2 separate regions of the Mus musculus genome follow, and region 1 is linked to region 2. Evidence: chromatin loops called from intact Hi-C (ENCODE). Cell type or tissue: left cerebral cortex. All regions are shown on one strand.

Region 1 (2,500 bases), 71 kb before region 2:
TCTGATCCTGCGTCAACCCCCCACTTCTGCTCTCCCTCCTCCTCAGCAGCCTCCTCCTCCATACCACTGCTGGTGCATTCATGCGTCATTTGCAACCTCTCACCGCGGCTGGAACATCTCCGCATCTATGAATAGATTTAACAGCCTCCTTCACACGCTTCCTCCTAGGGCTGGACTGACTCAGCTTCACTAAGAACAGAGAGCACTTTGATTGACAGCTGAGTTTGCCATCCTATGTTTCCACAATGTGATGCAGGAAAGAGAATACGGCTTACAAGAAACCCTCTCGAAAAAATAAATCCAGCCCAGCAAATGAACAGAGGAACGAAAAGAAATACTGTTCCGGCTAGAACACTGATGTAGGTGTTTGTAGATAAAATGATAATTTAGAATATGAAATTCATGATTTGAAAAAAAAACGATAAGCTATCTTTCACGCTTGGCTTTGATCTAAAGATTAGAAATTGCTTCCCCTGAGAAAAGATACTTACAGATGCAATTTGCAAAGGAGCCAGGCAGAGGGAAACAGGATCCACAGCAGGCAGATCCAGGTCACCCAGGCTTACGTGATGAATACTTATTGTGTATCACACTGAATTCACAGCCACTACCTTTAATTAGTAACAAGAACATAGTCAGGGCAGCAGGCAGCTGCAGAACCTGCCTCTGGCCCTCAGAGGAACGGGGACCATGTCTGGCTCAGGGGGACACAGCTGCTTTACAAACTCTGAATGTGTGGGAACAAACGCCGCTTGAGATTTCTGTAGTAGGGAACCAGCTAGGGAGGTTTTTCCAGAAAGAGATAAGTTCATGACTGTTTATTAATAGGACACTAGATTCACTCAATAGAAATGTTTGGTAGTGACTGCTTAATTGTTCTCAGGCAGTAATTACTACAATTAAGAACCTGCAACATTGCAAAACCTCGTCTAGACTAGTATTAAAAAGAACCTGTTGGTGATTGCTCTTTGCTGGAGAGAACAGATAAACAGTGGACCTGTGAGTGGTGCTCAAGTGTTTACTAGGAACCCATCTTCCCAGTCTTCTCCCCGACTGATACAACAGCCTTGAACTTGAGGTATTCTGGGTAGCACAAACACCATGCAAGTGCATACCTTCATTCACCCATATCTCTAATATCGGCTACTTGTCCTATTAAAAACATGAGGTTGATATTCCCACAGCAATGACTGTTAACATTTCCTACTTGGAGACAAACTGAAACCAGAAAAGAGCCCCAGAAAGAGACAGTCAGGCTCAGAGTGACAGCAGGAAAGACCCTCACTTCCAAAGAAACTGCAAAGTCCAGGATGCTCCCGAGGAGGAAATGTCACCTCTTAAGAAATCTTATCTGCTTCTGCTTCTGCTTCTGTGACTCTCCCCCACTGCTGTCCTTCTTCTTGGAACTTCCCACAGCCAGGCAAACCCTTAACCCCTTCCTTCCAAAGCAGCACAAGTGAAGAGTTAAATTCACACCCTCAACGCCACACTCTTCTTTTCTCAGAGACCCAGCATCTCATACCCGTTCCAGTTCAGTGTGCTGGACAACGTGAGCACTCTCAGGCTCTTGCTTAGCCTGATGATGGCCATGCTAAATTATGTGCTAAAGCCTCCGGGACAATGACATAATCAGGTGTCTCTGGCACCCACAATGCATTCTGACAAAGAAGGCTTGAGGTATGAAGATGCTTGTTTTTAAAAACAAACATTTGAAAGCTTTTGCTTCACACGGTTTCTTTTATTGCGATGATCTTGCATCAGTGAGAAGCATTTGCTCTAAGTAATAAATTAACATTGCTACCAGTTATTACTAGCGTAAGTAAGACATTTCCATTGGGGTTCGTTCCACAGGATTTTGTTCACATACGTCGTCATGAGCACACTGTTGTGATAACATACAGAATACCTTTCATGGCACCGACTCCCCAGTACTCCACCTGCTAGTGTGCACCTCTAACTTCTGTGCTATGGTTAATCTTCAAGGTCAACTTGTTTGGATTAAGTAATATTTAGGGTGTGACTCGGGAATGTCTTTGGGTGTGTCTCCAAGGGCGTTTCCAGAGAGGATTAGCTTTGGGGATAGGATCCACACTAAACGTGGGTGGACCCATTCCACAGGCTGTGGTTCGGGACTGCACAGAGAGGGGAAAGGAGAAAGTCAGCTAGTGCAGAGTTCCTTTCTGTCTTCTTAGATGTGAGCAAGCAGCCTCACATTCCTGCTGGCACACCCAGGGGATGCTTCCGCCCCAAGCTTCCATGAATACAGTGCACTCTCTTCCTGGAAACCAAATGTAGCTTTGCTCTCTAAGTTGCTCCTTGTCTGATATTGATTATAAGGGCAAAGAGGAATTCATACAGTGCGGTCTTGGTATCTCTATACTGTGTTTTTCTGTAATCCTGGAACCTAGAATCATGGTGTGCAGCCTTTGTAGGCTGACATCTTTTGCTTTGCAATATCATCCATGCTGTGGTAGAATTACCCTTTGTTATGAGCAATGCT
Region 2 (2,500 bases):
CCCTAAGCTTAACAATTCTGGACCATAACAATTCTCCAAGCTCCCAGCAGCAATGGTCTCCTTTTAGTAAACAAGCCATTGAATTCTCCTACTTAACCAAGCTCCCTAGCAGTCGTGATGCTGGGTTTCGCCTGACCATCATGATGCCACGCCTCCATTTTCAGCCTCATCCACGTGCCTTGGCAAAAGCTACCTCTAAAAAGTCCCTTAACCCTCAACAACGGACCTTTAAACTCTGATATTTCCAACAAATGTTAACATATGATAATATCTCTTGGGATTCTTCTGATATGAGATGAAAACAAGTCACTATTGTTCCTATGCCACTCCTACATGGGGGTTCTCTATATTCTGCTGCTGATTCTGACAGACACCATATAACCACTGGCAACTAGCACCAGTGATCACTGGTGATACAAGAGACATCTTACCTTTGCATTAGGAAAATAGAAATGGAAGTGTTTTTTTTTTTTTTTCAAGAGACGGTGATGAGTAGGAGCAGCTCTGAAATTTAATAGTGTTTTCTGTAAGTCTTTTCTTACATTGAGGAGAATAAACATGCTAAATTAGTGTGACTTACCATAAAGCATGCAGCAGTAAAAGCAGGGCTCCCATTTCCGCTTGAAGGTTTTGCACATGTGTAGACATCTGTGCGTTTCACAGTCAAAGAACCATGCAAATGTCTGAGTCACACGTAGTTATAAATTTGTTTATTCATGAATGCATTCGCTAAAACACTTTAATGTAACCCTTTCATTTTAGAAGCTTTGCAAAGTTGCTTAAAAAAATAATAATCATCCTTTTATTTAAGAGCTAATAATATAAAGAAAAGATAGATATATAAACTGCTGATATTTTTCAAAGCATGGCGAGCCTTACTTGAGACCTTTTGGGCACACAGGACAGACAGACAGACAAGCAGGATCTTCTGGCAACTTCAAGGTCAGGAGGAAGCCAGATTCCTCCTGTTGTGATTCCCTGCCAGGTTGTCTTGGAGACCATCATGGCTGTTGGAGCTTTAGCTATCACATCCGCATTCCAGATCCTAGGAAGAAGGAAGAGGGGAAGGGTCCCTTGCTTTTAAGGATGCTTCCTGGAAATCCCACACAATGCTTCTATTTATAACCACACTAGCAGTCAGGACAGTCACAAAATATAGGCTATGTGTTGGGACTTTTAGTTAGTGACAATGTTAGCAATCAAAGAAATACACAAAAAGGTCTGGGCTTTGCTTCTGGTTGGAAGTGGGTCTGGGTAGTGTTGCAGGTGCCCTACATTCCCTGCCAGAGTCTCCAGTCTGAATATATGGAGAATAAAGTCATCTTCAGAAGAGTAACTTGTGAATGACCTATGGGAAGTTGAGTGACAAACTGGAGGAGATCATTGTCTAACTGGTGAGCCAGAAAATAAAACAAAAGAACAAATAAACAGGGAAGCTGGACACATGGCCTCATGACCTGAAAGCCCAGAACAGTGGATTCACTTCACTCAACCAAGATAGTGTTTTGTGGCCCTTCTGCCATGACTCTCTACACTATAGACAGGCCAACTGTGAAGCTGGTCACAATGCAGTTCACAGGGATGGGCAATGCACTCAGATATGCCACAGCTCTCCTGAGGTTTATTTTGTTGTTTGAGAGTTTTGGAGGTTCTGTTTTTTGTTTTTTTGTTTGTTTGTTTCATTTTGGCTTGTTGTTGTTGTTGTTGTTGTTATGCTTTTCTTTTGGTTTTGTTTTTTTAAGCTGACTGCAGAAAACTACTCAATTTTGATTCTCATTTGCTGATATTTTATTGTAATGATTTTAATAATAGGAGTCATTTTCCTTCAAGAGAATATAGGAAGGAAATCATTTTCAGAAAAAATGAAATGTGGTAAAATTTATAACCTCATTCATATTTAAATTTGACCCCAAATAAAATTACTCAATCATTTTGATCTACAGTTAAGTCACTTGGCATTCTTGTGTTTATAAAACTTGGTAAAGTACAATTTAGTGTGTGTGAAAAAACTAACCATTTTTGGAATTAAAGGCCTTTGAAGAAAAAATTCAATTGAAACCATTTTATGTTTTCATTTGGATTCATTTTTACTTGTTAAATTCATTAAATGACAAGTCAAAATTGCAATTTGAAAGTACATACAATTTTTAAGCATTTGCAAAAGATATTTGATACTTTTGTGTTTTAAAACAATTGAAATTTTTCTCTTTATTTCTTTCCTACTGTAATCATCTTCATATTGTTTACTGGCATTGTCTAATGACAGGGGCCTGACACAGCCTGAGACTCTTTACCTACAAGCTGTCAACAGGACTCAGATCTCTAATGTGTTCCATATTAATTCAACTGAATTGAACATATGCATACACAAATGCACCAAAGATAAAAATGCCTCACTTCTGAGAAGTGAGGTTTGTAGTGTTCAAAATGTCCAGTTTTACTATTTAGTTTATTTTTACTTTTCTGATTTTTTTAAAGTTCATCTGTGTGTTTGTTTTAC

Evidence for each region. Hi-C counts contacts between places; a loop is a spot of excess contacts. Peaks named below come from ENCODE experiments on the same cell type or tissue, not always from the same donor. Only the 100,000 strongest peaks of a DNase experiment are listed, where the experiment ranks them.
Region 1: a loop joins it to region 2, with 6 times the contacts of the local background. A loop is called at or near these places in 4 of 42 quality-filtered maps.

Annotation. Positions count from the first base shown.
Region 1 is chr13:110,625,441-110,627,940 of GRCm38, reverse strand. It overlaps Gm33045 (predicted gene, 33045), which reads right to left and starts at 696. Exons shown (of 6, transcript NR_167735.1): 1 at 492-696. In left cerebral cortex, no CTCF peak of the experiment used is centred here; DNase peaks (open chromatin) are centred at 104, 554, 1,107 and 2,126; H3K27ac peaks cover 2,467 bases.
Region 2 is chr13:110,554,240-110,556,739 of GRCm38, reverse strand. No RefSeq gene overlaps it. Among named protein-coding and RNA genes, the nearest start is that of Gm32990, 13 kb to the left of the region's middle. In left cerebral cortex, no CTCF peak of the experiment used is centred here; DNase peaks (open chromatin) are centred at 625 and 955; H3K27ac peaks cover 619 bases.